2 separate regions of the Homo sapiens genome follow, and region 2 is linked to region 1. A link is a loop called in an ENCODE intact Hi-C map of the cell type or tissue named here. Cell type or tissue: pancreas. All regions are shown on one strand. Links, peaks and the distances in the headings refer to the core of each region. The heading gives the core; the rest is flanking DNA.

The links. Peaks named below come from ENCODE experiments on the same cell type or tissue, not always from the same donor. Only the 100,000 strongest peaks of a DNase experiment are listed, where the experiment ranks them.
Region 2: a loop joins it to region 1, with 4 times the contacts of the local background. A loop is called at or near these places in 67 of 110 quality-filtered maps.

Annotation. Positions count from the first base shown.
Region 1 is chr17:79,387,867-79,398,124 of GRCh38, reverse strand. The region is part of intron 2 of RBFOX3 (RNA binding fox-1 homolog 3); the gene reads left to right. Among named protein-coding and RNA genes, the nearest start is that of RBFOX3, 220 kb to the left of the region's middle. In pancreas, for the core only: CTCF peaks have their summits at 4,656 (motif pointing right), 6,154 (motif pointing right) and 9,470 (motif pointing right); DNase peaks (open chromatin) are centred at 4,654, 6,144 and 9,424; H3K27me3 peaks cover 3,263 bases.
Region 2 is chr17:79,187,048-79,197,305 of GRCh38, reverse strand. The region is part of intron 4 of RBFOX3 (RNA binding fox-1 homolog 3); the gene reads left to right. Among named protein-coding and RNA genes, the nearest start is that of ENGASE, 120 kb to the right of the region's middle. RefSeq lists an enhancer at 3,838-4,495 and a silencer at 9,060-9,219. In pancreas, for the core only: a CTCF peak has its summit at 9,137 (motif pointing left); DNase peaks (open chromatin) are centred at 4,609 and 9,164; H3K27me3 peaks cover 886 bases.

The DNA.
Region 1 (10,258 bases), core at 1,479-9,478:
TAATTGCTGCTCAGCTGCAAAGCCCTGACTCTGGGGCCCCGACAAGGCGCCCAGAGCCTCGTTCGGGCTCCGAGTCTTCCTCCTCTTTAAACTCCTGTGATACTGTCTGTACCCTAAAGCTGTCTGGGTGGGGGTGTGCAGGACCGCAGACGAGAATATTCTGAAAATCCGCCGCCGGACAGATTCGTGACGGCGTCTCACGGTGATCCAGGACGGAAAATCCATCTTCCCAGCCCCAGGGCCTCTGTTTGTGGTTGTAGCTTTCGGTGCTGGCATCGAACTGTCAAGGCTGAGACACCTCCCCTGCCCACCGCTGTGGCCTGAGAAAGGTATCCAGAAAAACAGAGGGTTCCCCGACGTCCTGGAGGCCTCCCGGGGGTGGTAACAGGTCCCTGCCGTGACTCCTGTGATGCAGCTGGTTTATCTCAGCCATTGGACCATGTCGTAAAGGAAAAGATGTCAGTGAGGTGTGAGCTGGGCTGCTCTAAATCAGACACTATGGCCAGCTCACCTGGCCCGAAGCTTAAATCTGCCCTAGGTTGATTTTGATGGGAAATGAGGTATGCGAGGAGGCTCTTAATGGGCTTTTCTAAACTTCTGGGGGTGGGGGTCGCACTTTTTTTTTTTTTTTGGGGATGGAGTCCTCCTCTGTTGCCCAGGCTGGAGGGCAGTGGCATTATCTTGGCTCACTGCAACCTCCACCTCCCGGGTTCAAGTGATTCTCCTGCCTCAGACCCCCGAGTAGCTGGGACTACAGGTGTGCGCCACCAGGCCCAGCTAATTTTTTTTTTAAATTTTTTATTTTTAGGAGAGACAGGGTTTCACCATGTTGGCCAGGATGGTTTCGATCTCTTGACCTCATGATCCGCCTGCCTCGGCCTCCCAAAGTGCTGGGATTTCAGGCGTGAGCCACTGCGCCCAGCCCACGCTTCTTAAAAGGATAGTCACTTATTTGAATGTAAATAGTGATGCTATGGCAAGGAAATCCTGCCTGTCCGCGGGGCTGTGGGGAGGCGTCTCCTGGAAACACTGATGCTGTGAAAGTGACAAAGCTGTATTTCTTTATTCCCAAATCCACCCCTTGAGACAGGTCGTCCTTGCAGCCAGGAAGCATTTCCAAGATTCAGGCTCTGCGGCTTAGCCTGGTGCGCGTTCCCTGCCGCTGTGACAGGGGTTCGTTCTCCTTGCAGACTTCCCTACCATGGATGACAGGTCCCACCCTGGCCCGGCTTCACGGACCCGTGACCGGTGGAGGCGCTGGAAGCTGCACTCAGAAGGGATCCAGGCTGGGTTTCATGCCCTGTTGTTGCTGTCTGGGAATTCTGGACAACTTTTTAATGAGGGGATGGTCCCTGCAAATTATGTAGCTGGTCCTGCCCACAGCCTGGGGCCCGAGGGGGACAGCTTTCATCCCTCCGAGCAGTAGGTGGGCCTACCCAGGCCAGCTGGACAATGACAGCCCTCCTGAGTCTGGGTCCCTTTTTTCTCTGGATAATGACGGGGTGGCCAGCACCTGTGAGGATGCCCTCCCACTTAGAGAGCAGGGTGGGCATAGGGCTGGGGAGGGGGTCTCAGGGGGAGTCAGAATAAAATTTGCATTAAGGAAGGAGGTCCTTTCCCCCTTTCTGGAAAGAAACCCTTAATTCTTCTGGTATCATTGTGCTGGAGAAGACAGAGGTTTATTTCAGGGAGTGGGGAGCCCCTTTTCCTTAGGATGCTGCATTTTAAAGGGCAAGGCCAGGATGAGCAGGGAGAGAAGCAAGAGTCCTCGTGGGCAGCAGAGGTCACTTTGCAGCATCTCAGACGCACAGACACAGGGAGCTTCAAGTTTGGGCTTCTCTGTTCTGAGCTCAGCCACACCCTTCTCCCCCGGCTCTGCCCAGTCCAAATTTGATCCAAAAGGGTATCTTTCCTTCCACTGGAGGTCCAGGCAGCCAAGGTGGTAACCAAAAGAAGGTGGGAGGCAGGTTTTGGAGGCAGGGCCCTCCGGCCCCAGGTGGAGACGTGGCTTTGCACCCTGCCCTGTTACTTTTGAGATGCTCAGAGTTCTGGGGAAGGACTCAGGGGCTCAGACATCCTCAGGTCCTGGCAGCTTGAGCATCCAGATGACACCAGACCCGGATCCTGGAACGGAAACCAGTGGCAGGCGGGGCTCCTTGTGTGCACCTTGTTAGTGCACCTGTACCCCAGACCAAGGGTGAGGGATGCCCCATGGCCTAGCTGCAGCCCCGCTGGCAGGTGAGGGTCTACCCCTTCTGCAGGATGCTCTGCTCCCACAGCCAGGAGGGGATCTCAAGCCTCCTGAGTCACCGAGGCAGCCTCAATCCAGGGCTGACGTGATGGGCTCCTGGTCACGTCACGGCTCAGCCACTTGCTGTTGTTGACCTTGGGCAAGGCGCTTCTGCCTTGTGCTTCAGCGTCCTCCTCTGCAAAGCGAAAGACCACCAGTCCCACCCGTTGGGGTTGGGGGAGATGACCCACTGGAAGCCCCTGGATCAGTGCCCGGCACACACTAACTGCCAGGCGGGCGCCAGCTGTCACCATCCAGTGTGAAGGGAACCTCGCTGTCCACTGTAAACCACAGCCCAGAGCTCTTGGCTTGTGTGCTGAGCCTGGCTTAGGAGAGAGGGTCTCAAAGACACCTTTGGCCTCAGTGAGGGTCACCTGTACAAATGGAGCCGTGTGTGGCTCACAGATGTGATGCAGCTTAAGCGAGGCCAGACACATAGCAGGTCCCCAGGAAGTGTGGTTCCTCCCGGCACTGAGCGGTGGTTGGCTCCACTGTGCTCAGTCCAGGTGTGGAATGCCCCATCCCTTAGGAGGGGTCCTCCCAGGCAGGGAGCCAAAGGCTTGCTCAAGATAGAGCCTGCAGCTGTTCTCCACAGAGGCCGCCACACATTGCTGGGTCCGGTGTCAGCTCATCGTGGCTGCAAATGAAACAAAGGGACTAACAAAAACATCTAGCCCTTTGCCACTGATCCTTGAATCCCTGGTCTCCGGCAGAAGGTTGACGGGAGGCCCAGATAGAGCACTGCTTTGCGGGCCTGGATCCCCATCAGTCGCACTGAATGACAGCAGCTGTGGCCACCACTGGGATGGCTGATCCACCTTTAAGGCTGTTCTGGAAGGCTGCACTTAACCCTGGGTTCTCATCCACCCTTCTGGCACCTCCTGACGTCTTGCCGCCTCTCTGCGTCGTCCCACCTGCACACGCCCCGAGCGCCTGTGTTGCGTCTCCAGGCCCTTCTCCTAGCTCTTCTCATATCCCTCTACCTCACTGGGTCACTCATGTAGCGAGGGCCCGGGACGTCTCAGGAGTGGGGCAGAGCTGTGGCTCCAATGAGCCTGGGGTAGTTGAGGAGAGAGATGTGTGGGTCAGTGGGGGCTCAGGCTTCAGTGTTGGAACAATTATCTGTGCAAAGAGACTTGGATAAAGAGGCATGGTCCAAGGCTTCAGACAAGACCATTTAGAGTGGGGGCCATTTGTTTACTCTGTGGACCTGTTTCCAGTTCACGTCCTTCATTTGCTCATCTCGCTGGGAGGACTGTGCGTGCTGCCTTGACTGTCAGCCTCCTGTCCTGGAGTGGATGGAGAAGGACAGGCCCTTGAGGCTGGCGTGGCTTGCTCCATTTTTGGCCAAGCACTAGGGTGCCGGCCTAGGGTGGACATAGAAGCCAGACTGTTTTCCAGGGGGTAAGATGAACCCCACCTGCACTCAGAGGGCCCTGGAGACCCCTGCCCCAGTGGTGGAGATGGGGGCTTGGCTGGGCTCTGGCCTCAGGGTCACTCTGCACTGTGGGGAGTGAGTGTCTCAGTGATCAGGGTGCAGGGTGAGCTCCTCCCTGGACCTGGACACAGTGTCGTCCTTGAGTCCCTCATGCTTTTCCATCCTGGGCCCTCTGTCCATTCTCGCAGATCTCAGCCCACAGGCGAGGGCTCAGATGTGTGTGTGATGACCGATTCAGATGATGTGCGCGGGGACCAACTCAGATGTGCGTGATGATTGGCTCAGACGATGTGCATAGTGACCGGCTCAGATGATGTGTATGATGACGGGCTCGGATGTGCACTGATGACCAGCTCCGATGTGTGTGATGACCAGTTCAGATGATGTGCACGGGGACAGACTCAGATGTGCATGACTGGCTCAGACGATGTGCGTGGTGACCGGCTCAGATGATGTGTATGATGACCGGCTCAGATGTGCATTGATGGCCATCTCTGATGTGTGCGATGAATGGCTCAGATGATGTGCGTGATGACCGGCTCAGATGATGTGTGTGATGACCAGCTCAGATGTGCATGATGACTGGCTCAGATGATGTGCATGATGATGACCAGCTCTGATGTGCATGATGACCAGCTCTGATGTGCGTGATGACCAGCTCAGATGATGTGTATGATGACCGGCTCAGATGTGCGTGATGACCGGCTCAGACGATGTGTGGCGACAGGCTCAGATCATGTGTGTGATGACCGGCTCAGATGTGCATTGATGACCGGCTCCGATGTATGTGATGACTGGCTCAGATGTTCATTGATGACCAGCTCCGATGTGTGTGATGACCCGCTCAGCATCCAGTGTGCTATTGCCCTGGCCAGGAGCAGGAGCAGATTGCCGACCAGGAGCCAGCTCCCAGCAGTGCCAGCCAGCGCCGCGAGGTGGCGCCAGGGACCACACGAACGGAGAGCGTTTCCCTGCGGCTGCTCACTGGCCGGGTCTCCCCTGAGAGGCTTGCTTCGTCCAGCATCTCCCTCCCAGTGTATTGTAACCACGACTCTCCTGTCTTCTAACAAGCAAGTTAGGTGCAGGTGGAAGTGTGGGGTTGGGGTGTGGGTAGGAGAGGTGCCCCAAGCCTCCCTTTCCCCCTGTGCTGCAGCAGGCGGCTACGCGGGTGGAACTGAACTGTGAAACCCCAAATCCGTCTCCATAAAGGTTTTGTGTGTTTGAGAAAAAATGCCTTTGCACTCTGCTATGTTCTATCTCTTGCTCATATCACAGTTCATTGTGTATATTTTACAACTCCTACATATTTTGGGGGCACAGGTGCAATTTTGTTACATGTGCAGACTGTGTAGTGGTCAAGTTGGGGCTTTGGTCTCCATCACGATGCACTTGGAATTGCAAATTTTGGTGGTTCTCTTGCTTGGTAGTTTAGGTTTGGGGAAAGGAAATGTGTGTTCGTTAACTGATAAATATTCCTATTTAGTAAGTACATGTCAGGATAAATGAGAAGGAATCCTTTCTCCTCAGAGAAGCTCTGCAGGAGTCAGTGTCTCAGTCAGCAGCAGCAGGTTATGCTCAGTAACAAACAACCCCACATCAGAGATCTGTAGCAATTGCGGGTTGATTTCTGGCTCATATGCATCTTGGTTCCTGAGGGTGTTGTGCTGTGCTGTTGCCCTCACTCAGGACCCAAGCTCATAGAGCCACTGCCCGATGCTTGCCAGATATCGGGAAGAGAGGGTGTGGTACTGCACACACTGTTGGTTCTGCAAACTTCGGCTGGAAGTGACACCCCTCTGCTCCCATTTTGTTGGGCAAAGCAAGTCACGGGATGGTGCCTAACTTAAGTGGGTGGGAAGGGCAGCTCCCCGTGGCTCCAGCAGGAACAGGAGCCAGGAGATTATGAACAACCTCAGTGACAGCCACAAGACACCTGTACCACCGACATTACCATGCACCTGTGAGTGGCCGGGCCCTGCGCTCACTACCGTGTGAGAGTTAGCTTATGAATCTTCACAACTCCACAATGAAAGACGGTGAAATCACGTGCCCAGGATCACACAGCTAGTAAGTGGCAGGGCTGGAATTCAGGGCCAACTGGCTGCAAGGTCCGTGTGCTGAGCTGCCTCTCTCTGCTGTGTGAGTTTGGATTCTGGAACAATCGTTGGCATAACTAACCACTGAGAAAAGAGACGGGGGTGAGGAGGCTGCCCCAGTTTTCTTTACTGTTAGCTCTGTGATGTGCTGTTGTTGGCTCCATTTCACAGAGGAAGGTGCTGAGGCTAAAAGAGTTTGCCCAAGGTCCCGCAGCGGGTCCGAAGTGCCCGGGCACTATGGGAACCCTGTTGCTTGTCGGTGTCTGTTTCCAAGACGGCAGAAAGCCTGACCATCGCGGGGCCCTGGCGGGAGCGTTGCCATACAAGTTTCCTTCCACCAGGGGGAGCACGTGCCTTCTCAGCAAACCCGCGACCTGTGAGCTTCAGAACCGGGAAGGAGGGGACCTGGGGCTTGTCCAGCCTGGAGCCTTTTTTTTTTAACAGATTCGGAAACCGAGGATCAGAGCGGGGGTGTGCTGTCCCCCAAACACATGCGTACTGGTTCTCGTTGTCATGCATGTTGGTGGTCCTGGTGTCTCCACATACCCCCCACCCTAACTCACACGTGCACACAGACTTTCCTGTGCCCACACACGCTCACACGCACATATATGTGGATGCACAGGCAGGCAAGTACACACGCATGTATGCACATGTGCACGTGTACATGTACCTCACTGGGCCTCATTTCTTCATTCCTAAAACTAAATTCCTAATTCCTAAAAGTGAATCAGCACCTGTGAGGTTGGTTTCGGGTGAGATTAAAATCGGTGGCATTTGCCGTATTTGGGCGGACAAGTCATGAACTTGACATTTTAGATAATAATTCAGGAAGATGTTATGATACCACCCATTATTAAGCAGAGGAGACTGAGGCTCAGAGAAGTTAGGTAACCTGCCCGAGTGTTCACCAATCGTGGGAAGGAGAGCTGAAGCTTGAACCCAGGTGTGCTGGGTTTAAATCCTCCCTTTTTCTCCCCCTGAGACAGCTGGTCATTGAGGGTCAGGTGAGAGGTGCTGGAGCTGAGACCCCAGCTTGGGGGTTGCGCTAAGGAATTTGGATTTCATCCTGCAAGCAGTGGGGAAGTCGCTGACGGTTGAAGAGAAGCTGGAGTTTGATACAGTGGTAGTGAGGTTTTAGAAAAGTTAATCAGACTGTCTGGAAAAAGAGAGGCTGGTATCAGGGAGCCTGGCTGGCAGGGGTTACAGGCCACCAGACCCGAGGTGCGAAGGCTCCCATGGCAGTGGGTAGAAGAGAGACTTTGAAGAGACAGCGAGAAAGCCTTCCAGGGAAGGATCTGTGGGAATCAGGGGGCTGTGGAGAAGAAAGCGGGAAGAGAGAAGGGAGAAGCAGAGCTGGCTTTGGGTGGGTCCAGGAACTCCCTGCCGGCACCCGAGCAGTCCCACCAGGGGCTCATCCCGAGGTGTCTGGGCAGGAAGGTGCCTCCTGGTGAGGGGTTCCGCTGCCTCAACTCTCAGATGCTCCATGCGCTCCTCCAGTTTCCCACTGCCAGGATCCCCACCCTGAACTCGCCTCTGGCAAACTTTGAATGGGCCATGCGTTGGGAGGCCGAGACGGGCAGATTGTCTGAGATAAGGAGTTCGAGACCAGCCTGGCCAACATGGCGAAACCCTGTCTCTACTAAAAATACAAAATTAGCTGGGTTTGGTGGCAGGCGCCTGTAATCCCAGCTACTTGGGAGGCTGAGGCAGGAGAATCACTTGAACCTGAGAGGCAGACGTTGTAGTGAGCCGAGATTGTGCCACTGCACTCCAGCCTGGGCGACAAGAGCGAGACTCCATCTAAAAAAAAAAAAAAAAAGCAGTGGCGCAAAGACTGTATTTCCACGCCGGTTGGACTCTGAGTGCATTTTCCAGCACCAAAGTGGGCAGATGGGGCTGAGCCCCGAATGAGCTGGAACCCGTCACCTGGCCGTGATGGTCGTGATGAAACCACAGCGTGGCAAAGCCAAACTCAGAGTGGAGTCTAAGAAGTCCCCCCGGGATGCTGGTGTCTGCCAGCTAAAGGATTGCAGGATGATGGGGCGGAGGGATGTGTTATTCTAGGAGGACCTCTGGGCACTTGAAAGTCAGTGCAGCGTCCCGGAGGTTGGACACCTCAGAACTCTGTGGACTTGCCCTTCACTGCTGCTGGTCCTCCTCTGTGGACCCAGCCCCTCGGCCGGGTGGCTGGCTACGGAGACCCGGAGGCTGCGGAGACCCGGAGGCTGCGGAGACCCGGCGGCTGCGGAGACCTGGAGGCTACGGAGACCTGGAGGCTGCGGAGACCTGGAGGCTGCGGAGACCTGGAGGCTGCGGAGACCCGGAGGCTACAGAGACCTGGAGGCTGCGGAGACCTGGCTCTGGTTGCTCCAAGGCCTCCTTCTCAGCTGAAACCCTCTCTGCTTTGGAAACAGAAAACGCTAGTCTCCAGCCCTGCAGTATCTGAGCATGGCCCTGGCCCCCTCAGTCTCCTCTCATTCTAAACTGTTGTCTTTTGTGCCTTTGTATAAATTAATTCGTGCTGATGAACCACTGAGCACTGGTTCCCCAAGTACGGTCCCCAGCCTGGAAGTACTGGCATTCCCCAGGAACGTACAAGAAAGGCATGTCGTCTGTCCCACCCCAGATCTCTGGAGTCAGGCAGTCTGGAAACCGGCCCAGCATGCTCATGTGTCATGTGTCGGTAAGGCTGCCCTTACCTGAGTGGAGACCCACTGAGGCCGAGGCAGGGTGGGGGACTCAGTGTTTAACAATAGGCTCTTCCAAAGGAACTAAAGCAGGTTGATGTGTAGCATTTGTCAATTCCCCTGCTGTAAATACCCCCTCAAGGGCTGTCAGCTGCTGTCAGCTGGCTTGTAGAGTTCCTGAAAAGTACGAACCAGCTGCAGCATTACTGACGGGGAGAAGTCAAAAGTCCAGAAAGGGGGCCTCCCAGGGGCAGGAGTGCTCCAGAGAATACCCAGCTACTGTTTATTTGGGCATCTCATTCTAGGGGTCCCCAGACCTTTGTGTTTCTACCCCCAGTCCTCCATATGTCACATAACCACCAACTCTCGTTGCACACCAAAGGGGTGAGTGACCCGAGGTTTGGTGGTTAGTGCTCTCCTGGAAGAGCAGCGAGGGAGAGAGGAAGGGGACCCCAAACTTCAAAAGTGAGTTTCCTCCCCTGTGACGCGGTGCTTGCCACACCGCCCCCCCGCGCCCACCGCTTCGTCCCTCCGTCTCTGTTCTCATTCATGGTCAGTGTGGAGGAAGGATGTAGAGAAAAGGCCATTGGTGGGGCCACGTCTCCCTCTGAAATGCTTATTGCAGGAGGCGAAGGAAGCTGAGAGGCAAGGCCCCAGTTCTAAAGGATTGGAGGGCTTGGCGGCTGGGAGGAGTTAAGGGAATCTGTTCCCTGCCGCTGGGAGAGGATGGTGATCGGTGAGCACAGCTCAGAGATAAGTGGTTAGCGGGCAAGATGAATTATCAGTGGGGCTGTGGTGGCCACCTGTGTGAGTGATGCTTGGCGAGAGGCTCCGGCAGCACCGGGGCATGTGCAGGAGGGGTGGCTGGAGGCGGCTGCTGAGGAGCTGCCACCTGTGTCCTTGCCGGGAACCCTGGCCGGGACGTGGACATCCTCCGTGGCCACTAGAGGGTAGTGCTGCTGCAGGTGGGAACGAGATCCAGCCCGCAGCTGTGCAGTGAGCTTCCTGGAGCAGGGGCGCTCAGAGCCAGCTTAAATCCCCTGTTTTTAAAAGAGATTAGAGATTTATTAAAAATCTTCTCTTTTAAAAATGCCTGCCTTTGGTGACTAAGTAAGGCGCATGCAGGTGGGAAGGCATCTGGACACAGCTGAAAACGATTCCATGTGTGTTGGAAGAAGTAGGGAACAGGCTCCATGCGTGGGGAGATGAGTAACCCTTGACAAAGCTCCCTAAAACAGGATCTTGCACTGGCTCTGCATCCTCGTTCAGCCGTGGTCATGCCTGGGTGCTTTTGAGGCCCTGGAAGGGCCCAACTCCTTGTTCTCTCAAGCTCTTCTGGCCTGGGCATGACTCTTCTGTGATAGAGCCCCCACCCCAGTCACAGCCCATGGAGCACATGGGGGCTGCGTAGTTATGGCCCAGTCTGTGTGGTCAGAGAGCTGCTAACACACATGCACACACACATGCACACACATTTGTATGCACAACCACACATGCACATATACATGTCCACATGCACACACATGCACACGTAGGCACACACACTGCACAGTGCACACATGTACATGCACACAAGTTCATATCCACTTGCATGCACACACACACACACGTACACATTCACACATGCACACACAGGTACACGTTCACACATGCATGTACATGCACACATGTACACATGCACACGCATGTATGCACACTCGTACACACAATCACACACTCTTGCACATGTGCACACACACTGTAC
Region 2 (10,258 bases), core at 1,481-9,480, 200 kb after region 1:
AGAGAGTGACAGAGAGATGCACACACAAAGAAAGATGTAGCGGGAGACACAGAGAAGAGACAGACAGAAAACAGCATGTGGACAGCCCCGACGGAGGGCTGCATGTGAGGATGCCTCTTATGTCTGCACCTGGCTTTCTGGGGAGAATCACAGCTCACAGGAACTGGTGCACCTCCTTCCATTTTACCCACGCGTGCCCAGCCACCCACATGGGCACAGCCTTAAAACAACACGCAAGGAGCTGCCACCATTCCTCCCGGGCAGATACCAAGCAGCCCCAGTGCCTACTACTTCCCTGTTAGCAGGCGTCAGTCCACCCGGGGTGCTGGAGGGCAGTGCAGAGAGGTGGTCTGTGGCTGGTTTCCACTTGGTGGGCCCCAGTACACTTCCACGGCACACCCCTCACCACACCGATGTGAGTTCTGAGAATGCAAACCAGTTTGAGCATAATCCAGAACAAACAGTAATTAGGAAGGTAAACCCGATGTGAAAATAAGCATAATGCATTCCTAATTCAAATAAGAATTATCTGTAGACTCTCTGCTCTTTCTGAATTATCAGTGGAACGTTCCACTCCATTGGCATAGATAATTGAGAGTTAACTGTACTTTCTGTACCAAGGCCTAGGAGATGAGCAGGGCAAGTGCAGTCCATCCGGGTGAAGAGAGGAAATTTCATCAGCAGTCTCATCTGGGCACTGCAGAGAGAAGGGACCTAGAACAAAACCAGGCACTTGGGGAAACTCAATAAGTATTTGTTGAATTAATTACCATGATTTATTGAACATCTACTATGTGCCAGCTGGTTTGTATATGACATGTTTTTGAATCCTCACAAGGTATTGTGGGAATGCGATACTGAGAGAGGTACTGCCGTCCCATTCTGATAGACGCAGACACCAACACTGGAGATGTTTAGTTGCTCGCTCAGAGTCCCACGGGTGGTCGGGGCAGAGATGGGCTGGACTCCGGGTCTGTGACTCCCAGGCTGGAGCGGGCCCCACTTTCTGCTGGAGGAGGGTGTGAGAAACAGCTGTGGCTGGGTGTGTGGTAGAAGGTAGGAGATGCGGGACTACAGTCTTCTTAGGAGCTCAAGATGATCCAAGCTCCACTCTGCTGCTGTTTCTCCAGTAGAAGGGGGCAGTGACTCCGACCCCGCATCCCGGCCTCCACTTCCCATCTTGGGACACTCCTCTACCCTGGGTTTCAGCTTCTCCATCCAACGAGATGGGAAGAATAATATTCACCCTCCCACTTCCTTCCCTCTGCCTTCAGAGGAGGCTGGGGTGGAGCATGAGGCTGAGGGTGCTCTGGGTGCCTGAGATCCAATTTGTCCAGGGTGTTCTGATGATGATAATTATCGCCATGCCCAGTTTCACTGGAATGGCATTTCCGAGGCCTCTCCTTCTACCTCGGAGAGAAAAATCAATAAGCTCACCCAGCAGCCAAATGCAAGCGAGTGCAGCCGCACGGGAGCTGGCCACTAGGACACTTTCTCCTAGCACAGGTCACAGGTTAGGAAGCAGAAGTATTTGCCTGTGAGCTCATCCCCAAACCCCAAAACAGAGTGCTGGTTTCCTGGTGCTGTCCGGTCGTAGGGGAGGGAGCACAGAAGGAAAGCCACCCCCGCCACCCCACCACTGGCCTCAGCAGACACTGTGTGCCTGCACAGCTGCAATGGTAGGACAAAATAAGGAGGCCCCAGTCTCAGATATCAGGATAGAGCAGACAGAAACCAAGAAACGTAGACTGAAATGGAGCAGACCCTTTTGCTGGGTGTCTGTGTTTTGGGATGGGGAGATCAGGGCAGGCTTCCTGCCCACACAGACTTGCGTGCGGCCTTACTCTAAGAAGAGACCCAGTTGGCTTTGCATTTTGCATTTCTTCTTCTTCTTTTTTTTTTTCAAGATGGAGTCTCACTCTGTCACCCAAGCTGGAGTGCAGTGGTGCAATGTCAACTCACTGCAACCTCTGCCTCCTGGGTTCAAGTGATTGTCGTGTCTCAGCCTCCTGAGTAGCTGGGACTGTACGCACGAGAGCCACCACCATGTCCGGCTTATTTTTTGTATTTTTAGTAGAAACAGGGTTTCACCATGTTGACCAGGCTGGTCTCGAACTCCTGACCTCAGGTGATCCACCTGCCTCAGCCTCCCAAAGTGCCGGGATTACAGGCATCAGCCACGGCACCCGGCCTGCACTTCTTCTTGAGAGGCTACCCGTGGCCAGGCACCGCGCAGGCAATGGGGATGATAGTGAGCTGATGTCGGTGGGGCTGAGCGGAAAGACATCTGCCCATGTTCTAGACCAGAGCTGCCCAATAGAAGCATAATGCAGGCCACACATGGAAATGCTTAATTCTTCAGCACCCACATTGAGAAAGTAAAACAAACAAAACTGGGGGCACTCAATTATACGCTTTATGTAACCCAATATACCTGAATATGATCATTTTGACATGTAATCTAGATACAAACTATTTTTTCACTCTTTTTATGGTCCCAAGTCATCAAAATCCCATGTGCATTTCACACACACACACACACACACACACACCCACACACACAGGGAGTGTCTCAATTAGAACCGGCCGTGTTTTAGCTCTGAATGCCCACATGTGGCCCGTGGCCCCTGCACTCAACAGCACCAGGTCTACACAAAACTCTTGAAGAACCAGGAAGCAGTTTTTTTTTTTCTTTTGAGACAGACTCTCACTTTGTCACCCAGGCTAGAGTACAGTGGCTGGTGCAATCTCAGCTCACTGCAACCTCCGCCTCCCAGGTTCAAGCAATTCTCCTGCCTCAGCCTCCCCGGTAGCTGGGACTACAGGCATGCCCACCATGCCTGGCTAATTTTTGTATTTTTAGTAGAGACAGGGTTTCACCATGTTGGCCAGGCTGGTCTTGAACTCCTGACCTCAAGTGATCCACCCGCCTCAGCCTCCCAAAGTGCTGGGATTACAGGTGTGAGCCACCGCACCTGGCTTCCAGGAGGCAGTTTGTACCTAGATTCCTGGCAGAACCCCCTTGCTCGGAATCTGGGCTCCCTTATCACAGACTCCTGCTCCACCTCTCAGCCACTAAGGCCCTAAAGAGCTGCAGAGGAGATCAGAGGCAAAGTCCATTTCTACCACAGCAGCTGTGGGAGCGAGGACAGCGCCATGTGAAAGGAGAGCAACATTGGTGTCTTCATGATAAAATCATCTCTGTTTTTTTACCAAAATTTTTTTCCAAGGAAAATGAACCCACAGGGCAGGGAGAACATCAGGGTTTCGGTGCTGCCTTCTGTCAGGCTCGAGCTGCACCACAGTGGGCCTTCCCTCTGCTGGTGATGCCCTGGCCTTCCTCCCTTCATGCTCTCCCACTCCCACCTCCTCCACCATCAGGCCTGCTCCCCTAGCCCGGAACACCTACCTCCCCCAGTGGTTTCCAGCCACCTTCCTGTGGGCCAGCATAAGTGATTCTCCTTCTAAATTGCCTCCCAATAGGCAGTGAGCAGACCACTTTTTCCTGTAGAGAAGAACTTGGCCTACTCAAGGCTCCATTGACCCTCTCCACAGCATTTACTCTCAAAAACACAATTCCAATACAGTAAAGATTCTAGTCTTCCCAGTGTGGATTTCCAATTACCCACACTCAGCCAAGTGGCAGCCACTTCATTATAATTCTGTAATTGCCATATAGAATTCCCATAAATTTGCTGTTAATTTTTAACCACTGCATCCTTCTCTTAGAAAGTGTAGCAATAATTTGAAAATCCATAGACAATATTTTTAAGTGGATAGAGGCAGAGCAGGGGGAATAAATCCAATGGGGCTGGGTTTAGAGAAAATCCTAATAAAACAGCAGTAGGGGGTTGGCGGGGGGAGGTGAGTATGGGGCTTCCTCCAACTTCAATGCAAACATTTCTTCCTAATATATGGTGTGTTGGTGGCAGCAAGGATTGATCAGAGTCTGATCCGGGAAGATCCTGCTCTTAAATGAGAATGGCTGTGTGCACCAGGTTCTCTGTTAATAGGCACATTCCCTGCCCCCACTGGGAGGTAATTTACAAGCCCGGCTTCCGAGCGTAATCTCCCCACATTGTGCTGCTCCCCGGTGCCTCCCAAATTGCAACACGGACCAGGTCTATAAAAGGTGCTTTGGAGGAAACGGCAGCCATGCCGGCATGCCTGCCCCTGCCCCCACCGAGCAAGTGAACACCCAGGTGCTCAGCAGAGGAATTAGCCTGCCTTTCAGGAGATGCTAATGAGGCAAGTTGGAAGCGGATGAGGTTCAGCCAGGAAGGAAACTGTTGGCCCCACAGAAGCCCTGGGCACCAGGGGCTGGCACAGAGGCCAGACAGATAGTCCTCACAGCAGCCTGCTTCCCTCTGGGGGTCAGGGATGGCAAAAGCTGGATCTCCTAAAGGGAGACAGAGCCAGTGAGAGTGTGCAGGGCCCCAAAGGGAGCAGCAGGCTAACTCAACAGGCGAGGATGTTTTGGTAAAAGGTGGCCATCAGCAGGGCTAGCCGCTGGCCACCCCTGCAAAACAGAGAGTTCACTGACACCCGTGCTTGTTTGGGCCCAGGGAGACAGAGGTGTAGGCAGCCACGGCGGCTCCAGGGTCTGGCTGGAGCTGTCCCTGGTGCTGACGGTCTCACTCTCGTGCCCGGTCCTTCCAGCTCTCGTTCCGTGCTGCCAGGAGGGTTTCAGCCATGGACATCCACATCCAGCCCCCGTGTCCACCCCTAGAAAAAGGAGCTATTGCCTCCAAGCTGGGAGGGTTATCAGGCAGCAGCAGCAATAAGAAATTGGGCCACAGAGCGATTTGAAGGTCCTGGTGTTTGATCTATTGCGGGGCTGGCTCCTTGCAGCTTTGCTGCTCCCGAGTTTGGTGACCTGAGAGAATTAAAGCTGCCTTAAATACAGTCTCTGTTGGCTGTATATTAATCAAGCAGGAATCAAAAGTCACAGCATCCTAGGGAAGTAAGAGCAGGAACAGACGGCTCCCCCCCATCCTGATGCAGCAACTCTCAGTGGGAGGAAAGGCCGGGAGCGGCTAAGAGCAGCATAGGGCCCTCAGCTGGCTGCCAACTTCCCACACCTCCTTGCCAGTGAATTCTCAGAAACCTCATGCCTTGGAACTGGAGAGTTGTGTTGGGGCCAAAACATCGCTGGACCCCAATGCTAGAGTGGATCAGGAAAGGGGAGGGATTTTCCTCCCAGGATCAAGAGGGAGGAGACGGTAGGGGGTTGGCAGGGGTGGCAGCCTCAGAATAGCTTCACACCTAACTCAAGACAAGCTTCCACACCCCCACCAGATAGGCACTTCCCCTGCTCTTGGGCAACTTTTAGGGACTAAAACACATCAGCATCCACTGCCCCATCTCTGCTCACCGGGCAGCAATTCACACAACTTCCCTGGTGTATCTTAGGCTGCCGGGAGGGAAGAGGCTGCCCAGGGTCCTGCCTAACCCTGCCTTCTCCTTGCTCTCAAAGCCTGAGAAAGGAACTCTTATCTGGCCTCTGTCATTGTGGAGGTGTGGGGAGGTGAGTCTGTAGGTTACCGTCTGCATCTGTTCCTTTGCTTCCTGGCAGATATGCTCGTCCCCACTCCCTTGAGTCCTGGGACAAGCTCAGCTCCCATGAGGCTTCGTTAGAAGGACCTTGCACCCCTACCTCCCGCCGCCGGCCGCCTCGTCACTCCATGGCCCGGCCCCTGTCTGCAGCTTGGCACTGGCTGCCTAGCAGTGCATCGGCCTCCCCAGGGCCACGCACTCTGCCAGGACAGTAATGCCTCTCCGGGCCTTTGTGTGCCTTGGGCTCCTAATGAGCTTTTAATGAGCTGACGCTTTGGCTTTAGGGGGCATGCAGGGGCAGGGGACGAACAGAGTGCCCGCCCCTCACATTCTGTTTCCCGAGGCCTTGCGGTTGCTTTTTAACTCACTGAGTGCTGGGGCTGGGGCTACAGGCAGCTGCTTTTTCCAGAGTCTTTCAGGTTTGGTCAGAGTTTGAAGGTCCTAACTTCCCAGTCCTGGGGTGCGGGGTACCCCCGGGCCACCATTCCCTCTCTACAGTGCTGCACGTGCTCTCCATGTGGCCTCTCCTTGCCCAGTGCTGGAGGAAGGGATATTGGTTTCTCTGTTAAGTAAGATTTTCTAAAAATTGATGGCAAATGGGAGCACCCAGCCACTTCACTGCTGGAGGTGGACCCTTGCTGCCTCTACCCAGGGGTCAGCTCAGACCCACCCGCTGTTGATGGAAGAACAAACCTTGACCTCTTCCCATGGGTCTCTACTCAGGAACCCTGAATGCTGTTTCCTCAGTTCAATTCTAACCAAACATGGTGCAAATTCATGCCGGCCGTAGCAATGGGAGCTACCCAAATTGTACCCACATTGTGTGTACAGTCTTCCCTTTTGGACACCCTGAGAGTGCAGGGCTCCTGTTCCCCATCGGTATGCAAGAGCTGTGCTCACTCAGCCCCCTCCCTTTATGCACGGCTTTGCTCTACAAGTTTTGGTCAGTGGCCCCAGTCCCTCCTGGGAGCTACAGGGAGCGGCAGTGGCTTCAGCTTCTGGTCTAAGCTCCCCCTTGTCACTCTTTCAAAGCCTTCACCCTTTGAATAAAATTAAGACGGAAAAGGTTTGTGTACCACGAGGCAGAGTTTCTTGGCACTCAGGGTGATAAAAACCTAACTGGGCTCCCCGGAGAGACAGCAGGGTCTCCCCCAGTGGAGAGCTTCAAGGGGAAAAAAAAGAGAGCACGTGTCTCTGAAGGCTTTGGTGTCTGCCAGCTAGAAGGCCGGGGACTGGGCGACGTGATGCCACTTCCCCTTCCAGCCCCATCACTCTTGTCCCTGAGGACTCCTTTCTTCTTCTTCACTCTGTTTTTTTGTTTTTTTTTTTTTTTTTGGTGAGACAGAGATTTACTCTTGTTGCCCAGGCTGGAGTGCAATGGCGCGATCACGGCTCACCGCATCCTCCGCCTCCCAGATTCAAGTGATTCTCCTGCCTCAGCCTCCCGAGTAGCTAGGATTAAAGGCATGTGTCACCACGCCTGGCTAATTTTGTATTTTTAGTAGAGATGGGGTTTCACCATGTTGCCCAGGCTGATCTCAAACTCCTGGCCTCAGGTGATCCACCCGCCTTGGCCTCCCAAAGTGCTGGGATTACAGGCGTGAGCCACTGCACCCGGCCTTCACTCTGTTATTTGATTGGGGGAAAGAGGTGACCTCAAACAGGAGGCTGGAGTTGACCCTGATGCTGAAGGAGAGCAAGTGGGGGTACCAAGAGTGATGTTAGCGGTGCATGCCTCCTGGGTGGGCTGCGTGGAGCAGCGAGTGATATGGGTTTTCCTTGGCTGGTGCGATCCCTGCCCTGGCAGGAGCAAAGGCTGTCATCAGTCATGTCTGCAGTGGGGGCCCAACCATCCAAGGGCACTTCACTGGATACCCAGTCCGAGCTGGAGTCATCATCTCCAAGCAAATATACAACTTCCCAAGCCATTCAGGACTCTCTTTTCTGTAGCCATCTATGGTCTGGGCACAAGGGCACACATGCACAGGCTTGGGCAGGACAGGAGGGCTCGGGGCTGGTGGGTCAGCTGAGCACGGGGTGAGGGCCCAGGAAATTGGGCGCTGCATGGAAGATCAGCTAGGAACGCTGAGGGAGGGCTTCCTTGGTCTAGCAGCAGCTCCTCTCCTTGGCGTCATCACAGGGCTCAGCAACCCACTGAGTCCTCGCGACCTCCTGCCTAATGAGAAAGAGGAAATTCGAGATAATTGCTGCACAGACGGAGCGGTGGTGTGATTAGTAAACGCCCAAGCTATTGCAAATGACTATTACATTAACGGATTTGGTTTGGGGTTGATCCTGTTAGGAGAGAGAGCCAAGGGCTAACGACGAGCATGTTCACAGAAGGGCATGAGCCCAGCACAGTAGTCGAAGGGAAGAAAAGGGCTCCCATAAATCCAAGTTCCAAGTCTTGCCTTCTGGCCCAGACGCTGCCTCTAACTGGTTGTGTGACCTTGGACCACCTCTGTGATCCTAAAAGGGTCATCATATATCGAATGGGCATCATTACACCTTCCCTACCTAACTTGTGATGATCAGGTGAGATACATGAAGGCTCTTTGAAAAGGTTAGGAAAGCACTGAGCAGATACAAGGTATTGTTACAGTTAGCAATCAGTAATAATAAATTGCCATTCTCCCCCTTTGTGTGCTTCTGTTCCTGGGAAGTTTAAGCAAATGGCCAGGCTCTTGAGCCTTCAGATGAGAGACAGAAATCAAAGTGCCCCCCTCTTCCTTTGGCTTCTGTGGGATTCTGGGCCCAGTTTGCCAAACGGTGGCTTGGCCACAGCTGGCACTGAAGACCAAAGATCTGTTTCTCCCAGGCTCTGCTCAGCCTAGGCTGTCTCCTTGCCAGGAGCTCATGGCCCAGATGCAGCAGGAGCTTGCAACGAGCTTTCCAGGGCCGCAGCTTCCAAGGCCTCTTACCCACCGAGCCCTGGGGTGGAACATCACAGTGCTGGCTGCTTTCAGATGTTCCTTTTGCTCGGTGTAGAGCTCGCTCGCCTTCCACAGAAGAGGAGAAGGGAGAAGTCCTGGGGGCTCATTTAAAATAAATAAAGCTTGGCAACAGTGCGGAGTGGAAGGAGCAGAGTGAGCGGCACCCACAGCCCCTTCTCTGAGCGCATTCCTCCGGCTCCTGGGCCCCCGAGGGGAGAGGAACTTGCAAGAGAGAGATGTGCTTATAACTGCAACCCTGTGCAACTCCTGGCTCTGCCCATATATCTCAAGTGTGCCCTTCGCTTTCAGTCTCCCTGTATTTATTATGTTTAATTTTGCTGGGACATGGTTGTAAGTGAGACGGATGGACCCGAATGTGGCTGGCAAACGCCTCTTAATTAAACAGATAAATAAACTTCCTTTGCACGCCGATTTTTACTTTTGCTGCAGTCTCTGCTGGGGCCAGGGGGACAGTGCCAGTGGGTGGGGGACCCCCGCTGAGCCGGAAGGTGAGTGCTGGCCCCGGCAGCTGGGCTGGGCTTAGCTTTCCCTCTGCACTGCTGAGGACCCCTGGCAGAGGGAGGCAGAGGGGGTTGGGGGTGGGGAGCACCCCAGCAGCCCTTCCTCGCAGGCCAGCCGGTGAAGGTGGTGTGAGTGGGCCCTCTGCTGGCCACCTCCAGCGAGGCCTCGCCTGCCAGGGCTGCACCGACGGCTCATCCCTGGGCTTGCTTCACCCCTGCTTGCAGGGACCCTCTGCCGGCTTTTCTGCCCTTCTGGGGAGATTAAACAGGCCAGAACAAAGTGGAAGCAGCCCCCGACTCCTGATATAAGGAAGCCGCCTCCTCTGGGAATGTGAGAATTTCTACATTTTTTTAAAAAAAGGCTGACGAGTTTCCCATCCCCAAGCTGACCTTGCCCCATGGTGTCTGCCGGGTTTCCCATCCGCAGCCTGACCTTCCCCCATGGTGTCTGCTGGGTTTCCCATCCCCAGCCTGACCTTGCCCCGTGGTGTCTGCTGGGGGCATCCCATGAAAGCCTGAGTGGGGGCTTCTCCCTGACTCCAACCCTGTTGCCCTGGCTGCTGAATTGGGACATTAATTCCCCTGCAAAGTGTTCCATGGTGATACAGGACTCCAGCTGGTCAGAGTGGCTTCTTGGCTCTCCCCACACCCCATCACACACACACAGGCACGCACACATCCTCCCATCCCTGAGCCATGCCCACCCCACCCCACTGTGGAGATCTAGTTCTGCCACTCTGCCTCTTTCGTCCCCCAGTGCTCATGCCCAAGCCCAGGCCAAATACCCCAGGGCTGGGGCAGGAAGGTCTGGCTCTGCGGAAAGCACGATGTATTTGTCGATGAAGGCTCGGCTTGGCGCGGCCAAGCACAGCTGCAACCAGAGACTGTGAGCTCACTCCTTGTCCTGGGAGCGCTGCTGCCAAGCTGCACACTGTCCTCACGGCGCAGGGGAAGCCTGAGGATGGTCGGCCTGGGCGCCTGGAAGGGGAAAGAGGGGCAGGAGCATGAGGAATTCACCTCCCTTCCTCCCCTAAAGGGAGTGTGGAGTTGCTTCCTTTCTACTATGATTTGCCACTTGCCACCTTGGGAATTTCCAAAGGACATGGGTAGGGGTCAAAAGAAATACTCCCCCAAGTCATCTGACCACAGGACTCATTTGGCCCACCTTTTGTTAAAAACACAGGCCACCTTGGAGTCTAGTATTCCCCTGCACACCTTTTAGCAAATGCTCTCCCAGGGAGAATCCTG